2 separate regions of the Homo sapiens genome follow, and region 2 is linked to region 1. A link is an interaction called in ENCODE POLR2A ChIA-PET data of the cell type or tissue named here. Cell type or tissue: OCI-LY7. All regions are shown on one strand. Links, peaks and the distances in the headings refer to the core of each region. The heading gives the core; the rest is flanking DNA. Region 1 overlaps LOC124901018 (a long non-coding RNA gene). Region 2 overlaps SSBP2 (single stranded DNA binding protein 2).

The links. ChIA-PET counts read pairs that join two places held together with the same protein. Peaks named below come from ENCODE experiments on the same cell type or tissue, not always from the same donor. Only the 100,000 strongest peaks of a DNase experiment are listed, where the experiment ranks them.
Region 2: POLR2A ChIA-PET joins it to region 1 with 5 read pairs; 2 of 35 experiments call an interaction of 5 or more read pairs at or near these places.

What each region holds. Positions count from the first base shown.
Region 1 is chr5:81,877,408-81,895,040 of GRCh38, forward strand. It overlaps LOC124901018 (a long non-coding RNA gene), which reads left to right. Exons shown (of 6, transcript XR_007058843.1): 4 at 15,279-15,581; 5 at 17,470-17,633. It also overlaps the pseudogene SEM1P1. Among named protein-coding and RNA genes, the nearest start is that of ATG10, 86 kb to the right of the region's middle. In OCI-LY7, for the core only: no CTCF peak of the experiment used is centred there; no DNase peak of the experiment used is centred there.
Region 2 is chr5:81,626,795-81,634,794 of GRCh38, forward strand. All of the region lies in intron 3 of SSBP2 (single stranded DNA binding protein 2), which reads right to left. Among named protein-coding and RNA genes, the nearest start is that of SSBP2, 120 kb to the right of the region's middle. In OCI-LY7, for the core only: no CTCF peak of the experiment used is centred there; DNase peaks (open chromatin) are centred at 4,487, 6,857 and 7,287; H3K4me3 peaks cover 1,320 bases; H3K27ac peaks cover 4,895 bases.

The DNA.
Region 1 (17,633 bases), core at 4,627-12,626:
TACACATACACAGACACACACACGGATGAGAACTAATACGTGTTCAGCAAAGTTGCAGGATATAAGATTGATATAAAAAATCAGTCATTTCTACGAACTAGCAATGAACAATTCTAAAATTAAATTAAGAAAACAATCCATTCAAAATAGTATCAAAGCAATGGAACAAAAGTACTGAAAGTGTTGATTCATACGTTAATGTCAGCCAGAAGAGAGTCTTCAGTGGTACTCCACAGATCTCAGTTCCTGACTCTTGGCTAAATATTTTTGGTCAAAAATTTAAATGAAGATATAGCTAACTAGAAGATATTAATATAAGATATCAGATAAGCAAATGAAACAAGCTGGAAGAAATAAATGGAGTGAATATTTGGAGTGAAATTTAGCTTATACATGAGTGCGTAAGTAAGAAAAGAGAAAGGCTGGGTGTGGTGGTTCACGTGTGTAATTCCAGCACTTTGGGAAGCCAAGGTGGGCAGATCACTTGAGCTCAGGAGTTTGAGACCAGCCTGGGCAACATGGCAAAACACTGTCTCTACAGAAGTTACAAAAAATTAGCCATGTGTAGTGCCACATCCCTGTAGTTCCAGCTACTCGGGAGGCTGAGGTGGGAGGATTATCTGAGCCTGGGAGGTTGAGGCTTCAGTGAGCTGTGATTGTGCCCCTGCACTCCAGCCTGGGCAATGGCTGAATGAGACCCTGTCTCAAAAAAATAAAATAAAAAGGAAAAGAGGAAAAGAAAAGAGAAAAGAATTTTACATTCATTTGAAATTAAGGTGAGAGTTTCAATTCACAATGTAGATTTATGTAAATTAAACTGTATGCCAAAAGTCAACAGTCCTCTTCTTTGGGACATTATGTAAGAATCTTGAATGGACAGAAATAGTTTTTACTCTACAAAGAGTTATTACGCAAAAACTATGAGCTAGGTGCTGAACTTGACAGTGGGATGGAAAACATCTTAGTCCTGGTCTTTAACCTCAAGTTTGTCATAGTCTAGTGACAGTCTAATGAGGCATAGTATGGGTCAGGGTCCCAGAAGGAAATAGATGGCACACTCAAAAAGGTAATTTGAAGAGTACTTAATTGTGGAAACATTTATAAATGAATGGCTAAGATTAAGAAAACCACAGATGTGATGAAACACCCAGAGACCAGCAATATCAAGAAGTTGGTACTGGGCCAGCCTGGTGAGACCTACAGCCATGGGCCAGGGCTGCTGGAGAGGAGCTGTGGCCTTATCCAGGTTCCAGAAATCCAGAACCTACCAAACTGTGGCCTGGCTGAGAGGAAGGTGGGAAAATAAATACCTTAACATCTTTTTCTCCCCACCTCCCCATCTCCCAACTTCCATTGGCCAAATCCACCTGGAAGCCAGAGGGCAAGGGACTGTGGTTTGGGCTGTAAGGTCCGTAGACATCAGCCCCACAGGGCACACAGCGGGATGGAGAAGGGGAGAGAGTGAACTTAGAGGGTCAAGGAGAGAATACACTACATAGACAGGTAAAACAAATAATTACAATTATCTGTAATTGTAAAAAGACCAACAGTCCTATATTTAAGATGGGCCTTGGAAGTTGAATGAGGGCTTGACACATTGAGATATTGATCCAGAAGGAATAGCATGTACAGACAGGGGCATAAAAGAGAGTGCCTTGCTTGGGAAAAGGTAAGAAGTTCCATGTGCACAGAGAGTTGAGTATGAAGGGTGGAGACTGCGGAAGAAGTTGTAAAACAAGGATGGAAAAAGATGTTTGGTGGGCAGGTCACCTTGTGAAGGACTGTCTAAGTTAGGCTATAGGTTTAGCTGCTGTGCCAGAGATCCAAAATAACAGTGGCTTAAACACAATCAAAGTCCTCTGTCTCTCATATTTCAGGCTGAGCTCGTGGGCATCTGTGCTCTGAGAAGTCAGCAGCAGCCCAAGCTCCTTTTATCTTGCTGCTTTGCTCTCATCCCCATGGTTCAGGACAATGTCACTATGCCCACATTCTGGTCAGCAAAATGGCATACTCTTTCCTTTTATAGAAACAACCTAGAAATTGTATATGCCATTTCTGCTCCCATCTTACTGGTCAGAACTTCGTCACAAAGCCACATCTTACTGCAAGGGAAGCAAGAAAATGTAGCCTTTGATCTGAGCAAGTTACGTGCCCCGATAAAACTTGGGCTTTCTATTATTATGAGGAAGAAGACAAGGTAGTGAAGAAAACTGGCATTCTTTGCCATAAATATCTTATTGTTTTTTCAAGGTGAGATCCAGCAAGTCATAAAGAGGATGGGTTCAGCGGGAGCTCGGGAATGGTAGATGAGAAGGGAGTAGTTTCTGTGTTCCAAGTGTTGGATTAGGAGTCTGCTTGAGTAAGTCGAGTGGTAGGAGATGAGATACTTAGAGAGAAGGACCTTCAAGGGCCACAGACTCCATGTCTCATATGTGGAAACCACTGGAACATCCAGAAGGCTGCTGTCACTTGATCCTGCACTGTGGCTGCTGTTGCTTTTCCCATCCCATGTATGTAATAACCAGAATAAAATGGGGACTATTCACTATGGTCATATTCTGATCCCTGCATGGGCTTAGAAAGGAACTTTTTTACTGCATAGGATTGCAAAACTTGGTGCTGGATGAGGGATTTACACCTTCCTTTCAAACACGGGCCACTGCTGGTAGGCATAGAACACTGGATGTGTTGATTGCTAACATGATTTATGGCAGTCTCTGTATATTCAGCTACATTCAATGACCTTTCTTCCACAGTGTCCTCTACCTTGATAAAATCACTTCATTCTATGTCAAGTCCTTTTAATCCTTTTTCAGAATCAAGTACGAAACAATTTCCAGTGCATTCAACTCTAACTTTCTTTGCTCATTGTTTATTCCCTGAAGACCGAATAATACATTTAGAAGTTAAAAAATTGCAGGCTGCTGCTTTGTACACAGTATCTTTAACTTTTTTGTCCAGGTTTTCAGTCTGGCCTCAAATGAACCTTTCTTTTTTTCATTTTTTATACGTAACATTTAGCTCTCCAGAGTTAATCACTTGTGTCTTCAATTAATCATTTACGTCCCCCAAATCATGTGGAATCGTCTAATTGGGCACATGAGGGTACGACTGTACATGCAAGAAAGAATGGTAATGAAGCAGTTATGCATAAAAGTAGTATTTCCAAAAAGGGAGGTAACATAAGAAAGTACCTAGAACTTTGGCCTCTGGTGGATGCATCCATGCATCCATCCATCCATCCATTATTCATTCAAAATTGTGTTCAAAAACCTTGCAGTCAATCTCTAGAGAACCTACCAGGGTTCAAAGATTATTATCAGATGTTTCCAGTTCTTGAAGAGTTTCTATGTCATAACTGGAGCAGACTCAGTTTTGAGGCATGGCTGAGAATAAATGAAGGAAGGGGGATTACGCACCAACTGTGTCTTAACTACTATGCAAAATATCACAGATTTGTAGTAGAAGAAAGATGCATAGATAACTGTATCCCTGTGTCATCCATGCTATTAGATTGGTGTAAAAGGCATTGTGGTTTAATACTACATAATAAATATAATAAAACTAGGAGCCCAGAGAGGGGACAAGTTGACTCTGCCTGGGATGGAGGAGGAAAGCTTTTCAGAGGAGCCCAAGTTTCACCTGGGTGCTGATGGCTAATCATGAGTTGCTCAGATAGAATGGTAGAGAAGACACTGTAGGTGAAAAGAGCAGTGTGCACAGAAGCATAGAGATGGAAGATGCAGGGCAGTTTTGGTCAATGTCAAGGGTTCCGTGTGTCTGGCTTGTAGGTCGCGGGAGATGAATGCTAAGAGGAAAGAGTAGAGAGGTGGGTTGGGATTTTGTATGCCAACCTGAGGCATTTTAATTGTATTCTGTAGGTAAGGGGGAGCTATTGAATGTTCATAAGCATGAGAGTAACATGATCAGATTTATGTTTTGGAAAGATGGCTGGAGAAAATAAAGGGGGAAAGAAACTGAATTCATTATTTTTGTCTAGCAAATACTTATTGAGTACCTACTATGAGCCAGGAATCTTCTAGGGGCTAGGCATACAGCATTGAATAAAACTGGCAAAAACTTTTGCCTTCACGCAGCTTCAAGTGGTGGAGGGAGACAGTTTATAAACAAAAATATATAATCATTCAGGTGGTCATAAGTGCTATGGAGAAAATGAAGCAGGGAGGGAAGATAGAAATAGGCTTTGCCCCTATGTAACCTCCCACTGAGAAGGAAGGGAACATTTGGGCAAAGACCTGAAGGAGATGAAAGGGCAAGCCACGTACACATCTGTGGGAAGAACATTTTAGGCAGAAGGAATTGCAAACATAAAGTCCTCAGTGTATTATGAGAGCTCTGCAAACCCCAAGGTGACAAAAGAGACGGATTAAAGACTTGAATTCCTATGTTTATACAAAGGGGCATTGAGCCAAAGAAATACTGATCACCTTTTATATATCATTCAGAACTTCCAGTCATTTGTTTAAAAGTATTTGAGTATGACAGGCTAGAACAAGATTTTCTTTCATAGGTCATTGTTGGGCCAGAATTTTGGAGAGAGGTAACTGTGTTTTCTCCTATCACCATAGACCAGCAGTTTTTCATTTAAGCAGTAAAGTCCAGTTATTATTCTGAAGCCAACAAAATGTATTTCTTTGTCTCATTGTAGTTTTAAGCCATTTGTTTCATTTTTAGATGCTCAAAATCTTACTTGATGGCCACATTTAAGGGAAATTGCCTCCAAACATAAGAAATACACTGGCTTGGATGGCACACGTGGAAATTAGCAAGATGAGTGGAATTGGGAATGTGTCTGCTGATCATGATCTAGCTGAGTGTACTGCACACACAAGAGATAAAAATGAAGCCAGAATCTGGAATGAGATCATTAGTGTATACCATCCTGGCACTGTAGTCAGACCACACACATATTTAATGCACTGAACCCACCTTGAAATGCCCTCAGCCTTAAGGGAACAAAGTACTAGAAAAAATAAGGGGGAGGGAAGGATGCTGAGTGATCCATAATGCTGTCAGTGTCACAATCCATCCTGAACAGCAGAATAAAGTTAATAGGGAAAGTTCTTTAGTGCTTGTTCAGCTGCCTGCCACCCAACTCTGTGGCAGAAAAGCAAGGAGGAAATATATACATCATTATAGAATGTATCAATAATAAATTATAGAAAAGCCTTTCATATAAGGAGTAGTTCCCTGTATTTATTTGAAGTCTCAAGCATTAGGATTGTGTATTTGACCACTAACTGCCAAAAATGTAGACACAATCTTAAATAATTTTAAAAGACTATTGATATTTTAGTAATAAATTAGATTAACAATGTGAGTCAAAACTGTTGAAGACAGAAATTGTAAAATGTCAAGAGAAAGAAATAATATTTTTCCTTGTGTCCAATAAATAAAAATTGCCTTGGAATAAACACTAACCCTATTTATAGCATACATAAGAAGCATCTCTGGAAGTCAAATAGTCTATCTGAATTATGTTTCGGCTCAGAGAATTTCATGGTTAGAGTAGAACATTTTCATTCCAAATCTATGTATCTTTTAGTTCCTAAAAATATTTCCTAAACTCTTCCAGCATTACACTACTTGGTTCTAGAGTCAAAAACTCGTATAATTCAACTAACAGCTATCAAACATTTATTTAAAGGTCAAACACCTTCTATGTGCAAGGTGCTGACTAGGCAAGGTACTGGAGGAAATTCAAATTGAGTAAAACTTAGTACCTGCCCCCAAGGAGGGTAAGGAGGTCGGCAAAAAGTCAGCACAAAGGGTCAGAATATGCTCAGCGGGGTTCAAAGGAGGGAGATGACCATGGGTTAAAGAAGTCAAAGAAGGCTTCAAGGAAAAGTGATGTCAGATTTTAATAGGCAAAAATGGGGTTGTTTTGAGTGGGATTGGGCAGGCAATTCGGGTAAAAACAAGGGCGTATCTGAGAAGAGCGGTTCCCATTTTGCTGGAGTATGATGTATCCGTATGAGAGTCGTAAGACAGAGCTAGGAAGGTGGACTGCAGGCATGGAGTCTCTGGGCTCAGATGTCAGCCTGAGGAGTCAGGACTAGATTCAGCCAACAGTGGGACTCCACCAAAGTCGATGTGACATGATGTGACATGACGCTGCTCTATTTATGCTCTGATGCCCATGCTTTTGTACTCAGTTGCATTTGCCAGCTGAAAGGGTGAGGCTGGTTGTCCAGCCCTTGCGGGGAGAGACTGATTCTGTACCACAGATTTACTTGGAGGACAGAGCACAGTAGGGGTCATTTGGGTCTACCTCCCCCTTCCCTCTTGGGCCCCCCTTGCACACACAGGGGCAGTCTAGCTGCTGAGTGTGGTCTTTGTGTCCTGGATATTAGATGTCATCTGAGCTCCTTAATATTTTTCCGAAGTGAAGAAAAAAAAGGTCACCCACAAATATTTATTTAGTGCCTACGAGATGAACAGCGGCAGTTTGCCCTGCTCTAGATCGGTGGTAAAGTAGCAGTTCCAGCCAGAAGCCAAATAAAAGCTGGAGCTCATGTCAGAAGAGGAAAGGGCTACAGATGTACACCGCTAGACAGGCTGTGGACTCTCTGCCTCTGCAGTACTGAACTATTATATATTGTCTTCTCAGCTAATTTTTTTAAGGTCTAATTTAGGAAAAGCAGGGAACAGTATTAGGTATTTAGAGAGATTCAAAAGAAATGGTAGCCATTCCTGAAATACAGAAATTCAATAGAAACTTTAACCTATAAATAATATGCACCATATAACATATGATATAAAAGTTGCATATAAAGTCCCAGAATGTTTTCTGCCATTCCTAAGGGATGTTCAGCACATATAAACCTTGTTTAGGTGTCATCTTACTGGTAGGGGGCTGTTGTGCTCCATTTGTCTGTTCGGAGAACCAGAAGCTTGGCTGCAGTGGTCAGTTGGGTCTACAGATTTTTTGTCTGTTTGTTTGTTTTTTACAGAATCTAAAATGGTTGTTTAACTTGAGACTTTTTAAAGATACAGAAACCTTAATTAGGAATGATTGTAGAATGAGATCTTTACAGTAGAAGCTCATATTTGATAAGACCAAAACCAGTAATGAGCCAATTAATAAAAATATTTGGTTAAAGTCCCAAATTCTAAAAACTATAATAACATGGCACATGCAAATTCATTTGACAATATTTAAATGTAGAGTCAAGACCTCCCCTCTATTCTAGTATAAATCTGTATTTTGAAGTCTTTTTTGCATAAATCACATCCATAACACATCTCTCTCCAGTTTCAATTTATCTAAAGTGAATCAGACATTTCTCAGACATTCTTAATCTAGACCATGTTGGGGTTTTTATGATTCCTGTTCCAGTCTTTTAAACTTTTCTTACTAACACCTATTGTAATAGTCATTTTTTTTTAAATCGAGACTTTCCAGAGCATTCAACTCTGTTTCAGAACAACAACTATACTCTTTTCTGCTCATCTAGTTTGACAATTTTCATAATATTTAATTAAAATATGCTTAATTTAATTAATTAAAATACTACAATCACAAGTCTAATTAACCCAAACAGGCCTGGGAACAAACACAACAGACTCTTGGTTAGTAAATAACAGCAGAAGTGGGAGCAGAAGTCCTTGGATACATTGGAGAGTAGTTACTGCCCTCAAGTGCCCAGCATGCTGTGCATATCAGAAAATTCGGTTCACAGAGGGAACGGAGAGCGTCTGTGAATCTGGCAAGTTGGTTAAGTTGAAGTCAGCTGAGAACTTTGGTATAAAGTTATCTAAGCAGTTAATGTGTATTTAACTACCTAATATATGCTGTGTGCTTCTGGATTAACATCATTAAAGGACTGGTTAAATTCACACGGACATACACATACCTAAAAGCAGAAATATTTTTATCAGGTGTACATAAAGGAAATGTTAATTCTGGCCCTGTTGGAAGCTTCCTTCTCTCTGTGAATATTCTTGAGTGTTCTATCCTGAATGTCTATTTGTGGTGTAATATCTATATATCAGTACTTTCGTATTAATCACAGAAGTTTAAAATATCTCAATAAAATATAGATAGTATTTACTTTACAGGCTTTTATAAGAATTAGCGAAACAATGCATGCAGAGTGTTTAGCTTTAGCCCTCTCTGTCCATTTTGCTTTTGAGTACAATTATCCAATGTTCCGGCTTTTAGTACAGAGTCTACAACTAATAAATGTAGAAGGAATAATAGAAACAGGAAATTATTATTTTACAACCACCATAATACTTATTTCATCAAAAATTATTAATGGATGCTAAAATCATTGGATGAAAGAACATTGGGAAATAAAATGTTCAAACAATTTTACCTCATAGATTCTTATTTATTACTAAGGGAAAATGTACATTTAACAATGGAGAAATCTGGTGGCTACTGCCTTCACCAAGAGACATACTTAGCACCACCAATGAGGTACAAACTCACATTGAGAGGTCCCTAATTTGATGCACACAATGTCATCTGCCCCTCCTGAAAAAACCCAAGTTTAACCTAAATCTAAGTACGAGAAAATAGTCAAACAAATCAAATTGAGAAACACTTTGCAAAACAAAACATCGGTAACAAAATACGTGTATCAATGTTGCAAACTAGAGAGAAAGACTGGGAACTGATGTAGGTTAAAAGAGACTGAAGAGGCCAAACACGGTGGCTCACGCCTGTAATCCCAGCATTTTGGGAGGCCGAGGTAGGCAGATCACCTGAGGTCAGGAGTCGAGACCAGCCTGGCCAACATGGAGAAACCCCCTCTCTACCAAAAATACAAAAATTAGCCAGGCACAGTGGCGGGCGCCTGTAATTACAGCTACTCGGGAGGCTGAACAGGAGAATTGCTTGAACCCAGGAGGTGGAGGTTGAAGAGACAATTGAAGAAATTTGAATATGGCCTGTAATATGTAATGTTATCATATCAATGTTAAATTTCCAGTCTTACGGTTATGTAAGAGAATGTCTTTATTATTAGGAGAAAAGTGTCAGCAAAATAATGTGTATGCATATAAAAGCATATATATATATATATATATATATACACACATAAACAAATACACCTATACATATGTACAGAGAGAGAAAGCAAATGTAACAAAATGTTTAGTAATTGGGAAATCTAGATAAAGGTTATATGGAGGTTCATCTCACTATTCTTGGAACTTTTCTGTAGCTTTGTAATCTTTCAAAATAAAAGCTGGGGGAAATAAAGGCATATCTGTAGCTTTAGTACTGCTTTTCTTTTTTTTTTTTTTTTTTTTTTTTTTTTTTTTTTTTTTTTTTTTTTGAGACGGAGTCTCGCTCTGTCGCCCAGGTCGGACTGCGGACTGCAGTGGCGCAATCTCGGCTCACTGCAAGCTCCGCTTCCCGGGTTCACGCCATTCTCCTGCCTCAGCCTCCCGAGTAGCTGGGACTACAGGCGCCCGCCACCGCGCCCGGCTAATTTTTTGTATTTTTAGTAGAGACGGGGTTTCACCTTGTTAGCCAGGATGGTCTCGATCTCCTGACCTCATGATCCACCCGCCTCGGCCTCCCAAAGTGCTGGGATTACAGGCGTGAGCCACCGCGCCCGGCCTGCTTTTCTTAATTTACAGTTACACAGAGCTGTGCAATGTTAGACCAGCCAGTATGGAATCTGCAAAATTTTCCTCTGCTATTATCCAGAAATAGGTTTGCTTTGTGATGTGCAGTCTCTCCCATAGCCACCACCCACCCATACTAGAACTTGCAAAACCAAAAATTGTCTCTTGCAGAATAAAGCAGAAACAGCCTTGACATCTTTAAGTAGATTATATGCAGATTTTAAGAAAACTTGCTAATGGCAGAAGATATAGTAAAATGCTGGACTTCTCTTAGGGCCTCAGAGCTGCTTGCGGGGATCCCCGCTAACTGCACGGAATAGTAAGCTAGTCACCGGGGTTCCCTATGCAATATATCTATACATCACTGAGAAGATCAGGAACAATAAACTGACCAAAAAGCCAACATAAGAAAAGAAAGGTTGATGGCAATCCTGTGAGACATGTCACTACCGAACCAATGACGACTCCTTCAGGAGAAGGTACCTGACCACACAGGCCAGAAAAAGCTTGCTCAGCTGGAGGCATCTCAGTGGAGATTCCAGCGCCCAAGAGCGAAGGGTCAGCCCTGCCACCCGCCAACAGAGTAACGACGTGTGCACAGTGGCGCATCGCCACCATGGAAATGTGGCGTTTCCTCACCTCACAAGCAGTCTTGTCGGCAGGATCCAAATATAAGAAAGGGAGTCCTAATATCTTTCAGGTCAGGAAAACTACCAAGGTAAACTCCAGATCACAAGATGAGAAAATTCAGACAGGCAAGAGGTACGAGGGAGTGGTGGAAGGCTAACTTTCTGCCTGGAGGGTTGACTGTGACAAGCCCAGTTCTTAAGAAGAATACTTGAGAGTTACTGTCTTAGAGCTTGACAAGTTTGTGTTTAGTAATTCCCTTCTTTTTCAACCTAAGGTCATACTTTTCTTTTGGTGGTAGAGAAAAAGAGAAGCTGAAGACAACAAATGATAGTGAAGAGACTGCTCCCCACCTGCACAGGCTATGTCCTGTAGTCTCAGGATCAGAGCAATGAGAACGGTATAGGAAGGTTATAGAGCCTCTTGCTTTTGGTGTGAGAGAATGGTCATGTTTGTTTGAGCCAGACTTTAGTAGTCTAGAATGGGAAGACATTTTGAACGACAATAACAAAAAAGTCAGTCTTAAGGAGAAATGTAAAAACCAAAAAGCCAACATGAACAAGCCATGGGAAGTACTAAACATAGGCACAATTGTTGCTGCTCCTACTTTATTATATGTGGATTTTCTGCTTCTAGAATCATGTCCTTCAGGAATCACAAACATTCTCAAGAATAGAAAACATCAAAAAATAAAGGAATGCTTTAAATATGGTAACGCACAGGGGATAATAATTTCTAAACTTTCTGAGTACTTACTCTGTCCCAGGCACTGTTCTAAGTACATTATCTCATTTACTCTTGAATTCTGTGTGTTAGGTGCTATAGGTCCCATATTACTGATGGAGAAACAGAGGCATAGAGCAGTTAAATAGTCTACCCATGGCAGAGCCAGGGTTTGAAGACAGGTGGCCCACATGCTCTTAACTCACCATTTTTGCTTAGCCTTCTAAGCAATATCTATGAAATCATGCTTTTGCTAGTCTATAGGGTTTTAAAAATTTAAATTAAAACAAACGCATAACTATTAAAATCTCTTGGGTTGCAGCAGTATGAATGGCCCACTTTGGGAAAGAATATGAGGCTCCTATTTCTGGCCTCAGAATCACTTGGGTGTAGTAGTGAGAAAGGCAGATTCCTCAGTCACACCATAGATCTACTGAATCAGAACTGTAGGCAATGGGCTGCCTTTTAAACAGGCTCTCCAGGACATTCTTGTGCAGCCTAAAGTTTAAGAACAATCCCATTATGGGTCCCCCTAAAGGACGTATAATGGTCAAGGGTTCGCTATTGAATCTGAGATAATTAAAGAATTTAAGCAAGATAATGGGGATAAAATCCAGGACCGTACCAGACCACCCTAGGAGAAAGCTGTGGAGACCATTAGAGATAACCTGGATGATGGTGGAGGAGAAAAGCTAATGGCTGCAAAATAAATGAAATCCCTAGTTTCTTTTGTACCAAGAATGATTCCCCAGGAGAGTTGCTTTGCGGTCTTGTTTGAGTGACAGTTTTGACTGCTGATAAATCTTATCAGAGAATGTATTAAGGTAGCAGTGTGTGATGGTCAAGGTTAAGGTGCCTAGAAAGGGAGAGATGGAAGGCTTCCAGAAAATCAGAAGTCCACAAAGAAGAGGCATGACTGCAGCCCAGGGCCCAGTAGAACCTGATGGAGGGAGCCATTTAAGAATTGGAGCTGTGGGCAAAGCAGAAGTTGGCTGACCCATGGAAATCAGAGGTACAACTGGAGCTGCATGAAGAAAGCTTTCAATTTTGTGTATCTGCTAGGAGAGAATTTCTGTGTAGGGAGAGACCCAGCCTTTGCTGAGAAGATGTTTTGGTAAGCCAGCATGTAAGGAAGCCTTAGGGCTTGGTTTCAAGGTAGAGAAGAAAGCTCTTCTGCATACTAAGCAGGTGGAGTTGGAAAAAGCCTCGGGGAGGGGTAGCTGTCAGAGGAGGGGTTTCTGCAGTCTCCTGAGGATAGAGAAGAGGTGTCTATATGGATGTCTCCAGTGAGGTGCTGACATTGTGTGATTTGACCTTTTTGCACAAATTACCAGTAAAACACACATATCAACAATATATGGATGACTAGATTCCTGCAAGCTGGGGTGTGGGGTGATATAGTTTGGCTCTGTGTCCCCACCTAAATCTCATCTCAAATTGTAATCCCCATATGTCGAGGAAGGACCTGATGGGAGGTGACTGGATCATGGGGGCAGTTTCCCCTTGCTGTTCTCATGATAGTGAGGGAGTTCTCACGAGTTCTGATGGTTTAAAAGTGGCAGTTTCCCCTGCACTCTCTCTCCTACTGCCATGTAAGACATGCCTTGCTTCCCCTTCACCTTCTGCCATGATTGTAAGTTTCCTGAGGCCTCTCCAGCCATGCAGAACTAGGAGTCAATTGAACCTCTTTTGTTTACAAATTGTCTGGTCCCAGGTAGTATCTTTATAACAGTATGAAAACGGACTGATACAGAGAATTGGTACTGGCAGAGTGGGGCACTGCTATAAAGATAACCTGAAAATGTGGAAGCAACTTTGGAACGGGGTAACGAGCAGAGGTTGGAACAGTTTGGTGGGCTCAGAGGAAGACAGGAAGATGTTGGAAAGTTTGGAACTTCCTAGAGACTAGTTGAATAGTTTTGACCAAAATGCTGGTAGTGATATGGAAAATGAATTCCAGGCTGAGGTGGTCTCAGATGGAGATGAAGAGGTTATTGGGAACTTATTGGGAACTGGAGCAAAGGTCACTCTTGCTATGCTTTAATAAAGAGATTGGTGGCATTTTGCCACTGCCCTAGAGATCTGTGGAATTTTGAACTTGAGAGAGATGATTTAGGGTAGCATTTGAAAGCTACAAAGCATTCAAGACGTGACCTGGCAGATTCTGGAAGTGTTCACAAAGAGATGGTCTGATATTGGAACTTATGTTTAAAAAGGAAGCAGAGTGTCAAGGTTTGAAAATTTTGCAGCCTGACCATGTGGTAGAAAAGAAAAACCCATTTTTCTGGGGACGAATTCAAGCCAGCTGCAGAAATTTGCATAAGTAACAAGGAGCCGAATGTTAATAGCCAAGACAATGGGAAAAATGTCTCCAGGGCATTTCAGAGATCTTTGCAGCAGCCCCTCTCATCACAGGCCTGGAGGTCTAGGAGGAAAAAAATGGTTTCCTGGGCTGGTCCAGGGCCCCCTGCTATGTGCAGTCTTAGGACTTGGTGCCTTGCATCCCAGCCACTCCAGCTCCAGCCATGGCTAAAAGGGGCCAAGGTACAGTTTGGACTGTGGCTTCAGAGGGCGCAAGCCCCAAGCATTCGTGGCTTCCACAAGGCTGGGCCTGCAGGTGTGCAGAAGACAAGAGTTGAGCTTTGGGAGCCTCTGCCTAGATTTCAGAGGATGTATGGAAACACCTGGATGTCCAGGAAGAGGTCTGCTGCAGGGGTGGAGCCCTCATGGAGAACTTCTGCTAGAGCAGTGCATAAGGGAAATGTGGGGTTGGAGCCCCACTGGAGCACTGCCTAGTGGAGCTGTGAGAACAGGGCCAGCATCCCCCAGACCCTAGAATGGTAGATCCGCTAACAGCTTGCACTGTGCACCTGGAAATATCACAGGCACTCAGCGCCAGCTGGTGAAAGCAGCCATGGGGGCTATACCCTGCAAAGCCACAGAGGCGGAGCTGCCCAAGGCCTTGGAAGCCCAGCTCTTGCATCAGTATGCCCTAGATGTGAGACATGGAGTGAAAAGAGATTATTTTGGAGTTTTAAGATTTAATGACTGACCCATTGGGTTTCAGACTTGCATGGGGCCTGTGGCCCTTTTGTTTTGGCCAGTTTCTCCCATTTGGAACAGGAACATTTCCCGAATGCCTGTACTCCTATTGTATCTAGGAAGTAACTAACTTGCTTTTGATTTTACAGGTTCATAGGCAGAAAGGACTTGCCTTGTCTCAGATGAGACTTTGGACTTGGACTTTTGGGTTAATGCTGGAATGAGTTAAGACTTTGAGGGACTGTTGGGAAGGAATGACTGGTTTTGAAATGTGAAAAGGACATGAGATTTGGGAGAGGCCAGGGGCAGAATTGTATGGTTTGGCTCTGTGTCCCCACCCAAATCTCGAGTCAAATTGTAATCCCCACATGTGGAGGGAGGGACATGTTGAGAGGTGATTAGGTCATGGGGGTGGTTTCCCCATGCTATTCTCTGATAATGAGGGAGTTCTCATGAGATCTGATGGCTTAAAAGTGGGAGTTCCCCTGCAGTCTCTCTCTCTCTCTCCTGCCACCATGTAAGACATGCCTTGCTTCCCCTTCACCCTCCATCATGACTGTAACTTTCCTGAGGCCTCTCCAGCCATGTAGAACTGTGAGCCAATTAAACCTCTTTTGTTAATAAATTACCCAGTCTCAGGTAGTATCTTTAGAGCAGTGTGAAAACAGACTAACACAGGGGACTGAGAGTTGCCTTGGTATAGTCAGTGCTTAATCAATTAACCCATGCAGACAAAGGGACAGCTGCTAGGTGGCTTATACAATCAATGGAGAATTTGCAGGTGTGTAGACCCAGCTAGAGAATGGAGATGGCTTTGTTTGAACACATTGCTGGGGTATGTGTGACAATGCAGGTTTATGAGGGTCCTGAAAGACACCAAATGAGGCCCAAGAAATTGAGTCCAACTGGAGGTGGGCTGGAAGAGAAGTATCTTGTGAGGAAACATTTTTGGAGGAATTTCACTGAGAAACAAAAGTAGAAACTTCACGGGGCTACTGCCAGGAACAACCAGGCTACAGAGTTTGTAGTTCATAAGTACCAAGATGGTTTTCTGCTGATCTGGGAGGTGTTGGGCGCAGACAGTCGAGATGTCAGAGAAAAAGCAGCCGGTAGACTTAGGTTTCTTAGAGGAAGATGACGAGTTTGAAAAGTTCCCTGCCGAAGACTGGGCTGACTTAGATGCAGATGAACATGCACATGTCTGGGAGGATAATTGGGATGATGACAATGTAGAGGATGACTTCTCTAATCAGTTACGTGATGTTCTTTCTGTTTTATCATAGAGCTGAACTAGAGAAACATGGTTATAAGATGGAGACTTCATAGCGTCCAGAAGAAGTGTTGAAGTAACCTAAACTTGACCTGCTTAATACATTCTAGGACAGAGAACCCAGGATGGGACACTAAAAAAATAAGTTTATTTCATTATCTGCTTGGATTTATTTGTGTTTTTGTAACACAAAAAATAAATGTTTTGATATAAAAAAAATAAATAAGTACCAAGATGATGCAAAGGAAGAAATTTTCCCCTCAAGATGGACAAATATCTAAGCAATTGGGAGGTGCATTCTCTGGTAACATGAGAGGTTTGTACAAGCATGAAGCCAATCAATGTAAAGTGATACCTGTCATGAGACAATGTAGAAACCTTGCTTTCATTTGAAGAGGGTTTGATAAAGAAGGCAAAGGGAAAACATGGAAAGAGGATCTGGCACCCTAAAATGAGCACAACCCTAACATGTGACCTGGAAGCGGTTCTCTTTCTGTTACGGTGCTGTAGCACAAGGCCCTCTGGACCCATCGACTCAGTTACTTCCTGCCCAGCAGCCCCTGGTCTTTCAGTTTAACTATTTCACACAGATTTTCCAAGTGCCTTTATTTTCTCAAAGTCTGTTATTCCTCCTCTAAAATTCAGAAATGTGTAACTTCTATTTATTTTTAGCCCCTTTTCTACTATATATGCATCATTTTGAATTTTTATTCCATTCTTAATACTAGGGGTTCTCAAGAATTTTCCAACCCAACTTGAACTTTGGATTCCCATTTCCCTTAGTTTTTACATGAAATCTTTCAAAAACTGTATACCTCCCACCACCCCCCCAAAATTCAGTGTAGCTAAAAAGGAAGGGAAAGGAGGCTGGTATTCTATGGAACTGACTAAGGCGAACACCAGGTTTTAGGATGGGTGAGGCTGTATACTCTGGTAGATAACACCATGGAATTTGACTTTACTCTTCCAATTTAAATGATACAGGTGTCAATGAAGATATGAGATGATATCAAGTTTGTCAAGATTCAATGAATATGCCTCTGAGGGCTTCCCTAGATTTCCCCATGTAAATGCATTAGGGAGATGATGAAGGTCAGCTCTCTAAGATGTGAAGTTGGCTAGGCTGAGGGAGCATCCAAAGGGGACTTTTGCTGTATTTTGTACCTCCTACTATGTCATCCTGAGACTCCAACAAAATTACTTTATATGGTGGCAAAAATGGCTCTGGGCTAGCATTGTCATCTGGATCTAGCATTCAGGGGTCAGGAACGGTTTCTTATGTTACAGAACTATGTTGCCAAACCAGCCACGGATTATAGAATCATCCCTGGGCACGGTAAAGTGAACAGTCACACCACAACATTGTGATGAGGACCAGTCTGTGGGCCCATGCTATCACACAGCTGGTGGGCCAAGAAGCCTAGGAGGCACTGAGCAGGGCAGGTCTGGCTTGGCCACCACCAGTAGCTCAGCTGTTTGAGGAAGGAGGGCTTGCAACTAAATGTTCAACGGTGAGGAAGAGGAAGGGAGGCAGTGCAGATCTGGTGTTGCAGAGCAGTTCCAACTGGCCCTGACACATTGCTGAGATATGCTGCATATTGCAGGGAAACATTGTGATTGATACTGCACTCTGAGCACCACAGCTAGAAGGCCACTCTCTAGACCCTCCGTGTATTTCTGCTACCATAGTTGAGTTCTATACTTATCCAGACTCAAGACTATTTGTTCCCCAGACTGTTGCATATCAGCTAAACTTATCATTATTCATAAGTAAATTAAGTTAAATATTATATAAATATATGAAATATGAATGCAAAAATCAAGGCTGTCCTTTTGAAAACCTGGTCGAATATTTTGACAAGATTCAATAAAAGTAAGTTGCTGGGCAATGATTAAAATAGAAAGGCTATTATAAAATTCTAGAAGGATTCTGCATTCAGTTTGTCCAATAGTATCTTTAAGTTTTTGGTTCCCTTTAAATGAGTTATCATTGGAAACAGCAGAGGTTGTATAATGAGTGCACTTTATGCAAGAAAGACGAAGCAGAACTCCAGTCAACTCACTGACATTCGAGTATAATAAAAAGCCTGGGCCTTATATCAAAAGCTGGACACAGTTACTTTAATTTAAAACAAGCATTCATATGTCTGTCTATGTTTTTTTCTTATGATTCACCTCTTTAACCATTATCTTTCATTAACCAGCCAACTCCCAGTCCTGATTGCATTGGAGAAGAAGCCCTCTGTGGAGCCTCCACTCTCATTATTCTATTGAGATCCATGGAATTAGGAATTCCCATCCTCAGTTTCTTCTTGGAGGTACAGAGCAGTAGCATTCCATGAAGGAGGAACTTCAAAAGAGATTGTGT
Region 2 (8,000 bases), core at 1-8,000, 260 kb before region 1:
CACTCACAATGCTCAAATGGGAAATGTAATTAATGACTTATTAATAGTGGGACACTGAATTGAGCTCTGTGATTAAGAAATATGTGTTACTGAGATGAGCACTGGTTACAATTCAGGAACTTGAATTCTAACTCTAAATTTGACCTTGGGCAAATAGTTTTTTGATTTATGTAAAAAGAGAAAATAAATGTTATGTATTTTACAGTGTTTTATACAGAGACAAAGAGATGACATACGCAAAAGTAATTTTAAAAGAAGCTTAAAGGTACTAAAAATATTATAGAAAAAGTCTCATATAGCTAGTATAGCGAAATAAAAAGTTTTCTAATTAACTTGAGTAACATTTGCCTCATTTTTCTTTTGAGTCCTTTACATTTAATGAAGATTCCCTCCGTTTTTTACAATGTTCTCTCCCCACCAAATTTTCCTCTGTATTCCACATGCCTTTCCTCTTCTCCCATGCTGAATTTTAGTTTTGTTCTCTATGGCCTATGTTTTTTGCCTTCTCTCTTGCTAACACTTTTTCTCCCTTCTCACTCTTATCAGCCTCCTCCTTCTAGCCCCGTTGTCACCTACACTGTCTTATACGATGCTTAGTTTAACCCAACTCAAATAGTTATTATACCTTGCCTGTTATAGGAAAGACATACCAGATGAGTAAAAACCAGTAAGCCAATTATAAATATTATACCATTCTAGTGAGCTAACTAATGCCATTGCACTTGTTTTCCTGTGGGTATTTGGTTATTCTTAGCTATACCTGATATTATTCATTAGGTTCTAAAATAATTAGAGTGCTAGCATACTACAAGATTGGACTTTCCACCACCAGGTGAAAGAAACAGAATTCTTAGAATAATCTTATATTTTATTTTCTCTACAATGTTATATATATTTGATTTCAGGATATAAATACAGGGGACCAAAGTCACTTTAAAAGGTGCTCTATATTTTTATTTTGTTAAATAAAAATGAGGTATAGGCTGGTTGTGGTGGCTCATGCCTGTAATCCCAGCACTTTGGCAGGCAGAAGCAGAGGCGAGTGAGTCTCGATCCCAGGAGTTTGAGACCAGCCTGAGCAACAACAGCAAAACCTCATCGCTACAAAAAAATATGAAAAAGTAGCTGGGCATGGTGATATGCTCCTTTAGTCCCAGCTACTCAGGAGGCTTAGGTGGGAGGATCACTTAAGCCCGGGAGATGGAGGCTGCAGCGAGCTATGATTGTGCCACTGCACTCCAGCCTGGGTGACCCTGTCTCAAAAAAAGAAAAAAAAAAAAGGTGTACTTGTCTGCTCTCAAGCTGCTAATAAAGACATACCTGAGACTGGGTAATTTATAAAGGAATGAGGTTTAACTGACTCACAGTTCAGCATGGCTGGGGAGGCCTCAGGAAGCTTAGAATCCATGGCAGATTCACATGGCGACAGCATGGAGAAGAATGAAAGCTGAGCGAAGGGGGAAGCCCCTTACAAAACCACCAGATTGTGTGAGAACTTACTATTTCTAGAATAGCATGGGGGAATCGCCCTCATGATTCAATTACCTCTCACCAAGTCCCTCCCACCACACGTGGGGATTATGGGAACTACAATTCAAGATGAGATTTGAGTGGGGACACAGCCAAACTATATCAAGAGATATGAGAGTTATAAAAGGCATCATATCAAGAGCTATAGTTTCTGCAATTAAAACTTTAAATAGAAAGTTTTTAAAAGCCTATGTTTTAAAATTGCACAAGTAAAAAAACACATTAACATCAGAAGAAAGAAGCTTATTGGCATTTTTATTTCTGGAACTAATGTAAGAGTTGGGAATGTTTAACAAAAAGTACAAACAAGAAGCAAGTTTTCAGAGGGGATTTGATTCAGGTAAATGTATTATAAACTGGGATGCTGAGTATGGGGTAAATAAACTAAAAAGGAAAAGAAAAAGTGATTAGGGAAATCACATTAGAAACAAGGGAAAAAAGCTCCAGAAAGTCAATCACACAAATTTCTCTATCCTATATTAAAGACAGAAATTCCCCCTCTTCCATTCTGAGGCCTTTGCCTCTCATCTCGCTGGCACTTTGTTCTGCTTATTTTGCATATGTCATATGTATCTCTTTTTCATACATCTTCAAACACTCCCACTCTTCACCAACTTTTCCCCCGAGTCTACTAGTCTCTGCCTCTTTTCTCAACCCTCTTTAATCCATCTTTTTTTTTTGAGACAAGGTCTTGCTCTGTCACCCAGGCTGGAGTGCAGTGGTGCAATCTCAGCTCACTGCAGCCTCCACCTCCCAGGTTCAAGCGATTCACCCACCTCAGCCTCCCAAGTAGCTGGGATTAGAGGGGAACGCCACCACATCCAGCAAATTGTTGCATTCTTAGTAGATGGGGTTTCACCATGTTGCCCAGGCTGGTCTCAAACTCCTGACCTCAGGTGATCCACCCGCCTTGGCCTCCCAAAGTGCTGGAATTACAGGCGTGAGCCACCACACCTGGACCCTCTTTAATCGATCTTTATGTTGATGCCAACTGAGTGTCTAAAGGCACAAATCTGATCACATCAGGGACCTGGTTTAAAATCTTTGGGATATAGTCCCAAATCCTTAATGTAAGCAGGACTTCATAATCTGTCCCCTGCTTTTGTCTCTTTATATTTTATCACTTCCTAATACTGGACCTATAGATGAACTGGTCCATACCAAATTACCTGTCATTACTTGAGTGTATGATCATCCCTTTTGAGATTTCACATTATTCCTTGCTCCAATTACCCTTCTCTCACTCAACTTTCAGCTCAGCTCAGATTCACTTTCTCTATGATGCCTTTTCTAACTCTCCCAAGCTAAAGTGAGTATTGCTCCTGTGTTGCTATTATAACCAGTACATATTTCTTTTTTAAGTTTATTTCCAGCTTTATAGAGGTATGGTTGACAAATAAAAATTGTATATATTTAAGATGTACAATGTGAAGTTTTGATATACATATACTTTGGAAAATGATTACCAAAATCAAGCTAATTAACATATTCATCACCTCACATAGTACCTTTTGTGTGTCCGTGTGTGTGTCTGGTAAGAACATTTAAGATCTACTCTCTTAGCAAATATCAAGTCTATAATACATTATTATTAAACCAGTACATACTTCTGCTTTAATACTTTTAAATTGTTTATCTTTCCTGCTATTTATTCCCTTGAGGACAACAAGTTTTGCACTCTGTAAATATTTGGTGAAAAGGCTTAAACAACAGAACAATTCTAATTTAAAATATTCTATTAAAAAATGGAAATGAGAAGAAGTCATAAAATTAACAACTGGTCCATCCAGCAGGGACTCTTAGGTTGAGCAAATGAGCAAGCAGTAAGTTCCTGAAGAATGCATGTTATCCTAATCATGTAGACCTCAACAGCAGCAACAGCTTTCCTGGTCAACATAAAAAGGCAACAATTATTAGAGTCCTGAATCCCTAACCTAGGGCACAGATTATGAAGTCCAGGTTGAAAGAGTTAAGGATAAGAAGGTCAGGCATCTGCTGGATTTAAAGCCCATGGTAATGGCTAGCGAAACACAATAATCAGGGAAGCTTAAGATCTGGGCATTTTTCTGAAAGATGAGATCCATAGCTCTCATCAGTTCTCAGAGGACCCCATGACTTCAAAACTATTAAGAATCATTGATTTATATAGATGAAGGAGGCATCTCAAAGAGTATGTCAGTAGCTTTAGGGGAAAAAATATAAAACATTAAAAAACTGTACCTATATATTTAGCATGTACTAGATTTAAACTGAACAAATATAATCTAAAAATATTTATGTGCCCATTACTTACTTATTTGGTATCTACAGCTGAGTAAAAATTAAGTTATTTAAAATACCAACGCCATGGAAGAAGGGATCCCCTGAATCTAAGAGCCACAGAAAAAGGAAAAAAATGGCACATTTAAAAGCTGCACCGTCTGACAGCTAAGGTTAAAAAAAAAAAAAAAGCTACAGAAGCAAAAAGCCAAAGTATTGAGTAAGTTATTACCAAACATCTACAGTGTAGGAATAAGTTAAATTCATGAGAAAGCATGTAAAAGAGAAAGAGGTGTAAGAAACAAAATTAATGCTACAATAGAACACTCTTAAAATCGTCACTTTGTTAACCCACTGATCCAAGTCAGACTCCTAAAATGGTCTCTTATGCCATTTGTAGACTTCACTGGAAACACACAAAATGAAAAGGTGTCAACAGGTGAGGACACTCAATTACATTTGGAAAAAAAATTAAGTATTGACAGGCTAGATCTGGATATCATAAATACTATATAAAAAGAAAATTTGAATTTTATACTATTTACAAAATGCCAGTCTTAAACCCCAGGAAAACAGCATAATGATGGTGCTTAACTGTAGTGAACCGTTGGAACAACTCTGAACCAAAAGACCGCACCTGTTCCTGCCCTACATATGTGAGACAAACAGGGGAAACCCACAACCACAACTGACCAAGTGCGGTTCCACTCACCATAGGACTTCTAGTATGGCATGCTTTCAGGAGAAAGATTAAAAACATGATGGCATTAAATAACGTTCCAAGGAAACCACGTGCATGGCACTCAAAGAGAGCTTTTGTTTTTTCCTCTTAAAGATGCTAAGAGACGAGTGTAAACCGTACTGAGTAAGAAATTCTTTTAATAGAAGAAATGGAAAAAAAAAAAAAACACCCCACCTAGCTTGTCCATGTAAATACATGGACTACCAATTGCTGCTGCAGAAAAGTCACATTCCTGGGCATACTGGCATCACAATGCATTCATAAGCTACAATATTAACTAGGATTTAAACACTGCCTGGCAATATTTTGTGTGTGCGCCTACTCAGTTCTTTCTCTGGGTCTACTTAGAATTATTTCAAACTTTTCTTTAAAGACTATCCTTCACTCTCTTAAAAATTCATCATCATCATCACCACCACCACCACCCTCAGTACCCTCACATCCTATTTTGCAGAGGAAAAAGAAAAGCTATCAGAATAAGAACTAATTTTTTGAACCCTAGATCAATTTGACTCATCATCATTTTACAGATGGTAAAACTGAGACTGAAAACAACAAAACCTTGCTGAAATGATAAGTAGTGGAGCTGAGACACTGAATCCACATGTTTTCCTTTCTCCTTGCCTCACCCTGCAACTCCACACACACCATGATCATACTGTAGAAAATTGGGAAGATAGAGGGGAAACCTCTACTTATAAGTAATGGAAATATTTGCAGAAAGAAAATCTCATCTGTAATCCAACCATATTAAAACAAATTATTTTTTTTCTCTTAATACCCATTTATGCTACACTGTACATGCAACACTATGTCCTGCTTTGTTAAAATGTCTTACGCATTTCTTTTGTCATTATATAGTGTTCATCATTATTAAATGTGTAATAACAGCCCAAGAACAAATGTACTATAATTTTTACAACGCTTCCTTTTATTTGCACATTCCCTAAACTTTTCTTTCGTTTCTATTCTGTCTTCTATTCCAACCTCTCTTCCAGTCAAATGCAAAATACTCCATGGGAAATTCCTCATGCATTTAGACAGTTAGTGGCAGGCTTGAGGAAGATACGATATTAGGGGTAAGGACCTTAATCTAGGTTCCAAAAATTGTTAAATTCAGAAGGAAAGCCCTATGCATATATTCCAGATTGGCAGGAGGCAGGGACATATAAGGAACAGTATTTTATTAGGAATAGAAGAAATGAACTTCTTGACATCAAACCTACAAACATTCCTGCATCTCCTCTTGCCACAAGGGTAGAGATGGTCCTCTCCCCTCTCACTTCCCAGCATTTGTGCTTTGGACCTCCTTCTCTCAGGCCTTGTATGGGGTTTTAAACCATTAAAATCTCCTCTCTCCCTGTATCTTCAGACTCTGCCCCTCTACTGTCTCCTTCTCTTAAACACTAAACATGCTAATGTCTCTCCCATCTAAAATGAAAAACTTCTTTTTCTAACCTACACTATTCCTCCAGGTATCATTTCTCATCATAGATGAACCATTTTAAAGAGTTGACTATATACCATTTCCCACTTCCTACCTTCACAGTCACTTCTGAATCTGAAACATTCTTGTTTCCTAGCCCATTACTCAGCTTTATAAGTCATTGATGGCCTTTCCCTAAATCCTAAAAGGACATATGCATTCTGATTACTTTACCTTGCAGTCACAGTTGTCACTACTGACCTTTCTTCTTCCTTCAGAAAACCCTCACTTATTCTTGTTTTCTATTATGCTACACTCTCCTGATTTTCCTCCTACCTTTTTAGCTGAGCCTCTGTCTTTTTTTTTTTTTTTTTTTTTTTTTTTGAGAGAGTCTCACTCTGTCACCTAGGCTGGAGTGCAGTGGCATGATCTCAGCTCACTGTAACCTCCGTCTCCCAGGTTCAAGCTATTCATCTGCCTCAACCTCCTGAGTAGCTGGGATTACAGGTGCCTGCCACCAGTGCCTGGCTTATTTTGTATTTTTAGTAGCGACAGGGTTTCACCATGTTGGCCAGGCTGGTCTCGAACTCCTGATCTCAAGTGATCCACCCGCCTCAGCCTCCCAAAGTGCTGGGATTACAGGCATGAGCCACCATACCTGGCCACCTTCTTTCTCCTTTACAGCCTCTTCTTCCTCCTCATTCCTTGGATGTTAATATTGCAAGGTTTCTGTACAAGGCTCATTTCCCTCCCCACTCATGGGTAATACCATTCAACCATCTCTCTCTCTCTTTCTTTTTTTAGAGATGAGGTATCGCTATGTTTCTCAGGCTGGATTCAAACACCTGGGTTCAAGTGATCCTCCCACCTCAGCCTCCTGAGTAGCTGTTACTATAGACACGCACCACTGCACCCAGCTTCATTTCCCTCTCCTTTAAACATCAGACCCATGTAACCAGATGCCTGCTCAACATCTCCACTTGGATGGTATGTATTTCAGTTTCAGCACAGGGCCTTAACAGCTGAACTCTTCACCAAATCCTACCATTTCTACTTCAAGCTTATATCCCTCAAATCCTTCTACTTCTCTTGCTCCGCAATGATTATACACTAGTTCAAGTAACCATTCTCTACTCCTTACTGCACGAGCCTTCTAAGTGCTCCTCTATTTCTGGACTTATTCGTGTTCCATCCATTATCTATTCTATAGAACTAGAGTGACATGGCTAAGATTGTAAACCTAAAATAAAATTGTAAGGTCCCCCAACCATCTAAATGGACTTCCTCCTTGGCCAGGGCACTCTTAAGATTTAACCTGAAAGACTGGTTCAGGCCATGACAGGAAGTGGGAGTGGGACTTGCCTCATTATATTCTCCAGTGTTAACATCAACACAGACTTTAAATCTGATAAGAAGCATTTACAAGCTATTCTCGCTGAAGCCTGCTACAGGCTTCATCTGCGTAATAAGAAATTTGCTTTCCATAATTGCTTATCTTAATCCAGACAGTTCTTTTCCATTGATCCCAGGTCTTCAGATAAACTCAACCAATTGCCAATCAGAAAATTTTTAAATCTACTATAACCTGGAAGCCCCTGCTTTGAGTAGTCTTGTCTTTCTAGATTGAACCAATGTATTTCTTAAATGTATTTGATTGAAGTCTCGTGTCTCCCTAAGATGTACGAAATCAAGCTGCACCCTGACCACCTTGGGAACATGTTCTCAGGACCTCCCAAGGGCTGTGTCAAGGGCCACGGTCATTTATATTTGGCTCAGAATAAATCTTTTCAAATTTTTTACAGAGTTTTACTCTTTTCTTTGACAAGATGTAAATAAACAGTATTACTCTCCTGCTTAAAAACTGCATTGTATTCTCTTTATATTTCAATTCAAATTCACAGTTTACAAATTCAGCCTCATCCCTAATCACTCTATCACCTCAATTTCCAACATAATGAATTTCTTTCTTTTCTTCCCATGTGCTATACTCTCTCTGCCTTTCACCTCTAAGTCTCTGCACATGGTATGGTTGATCCAAAACAT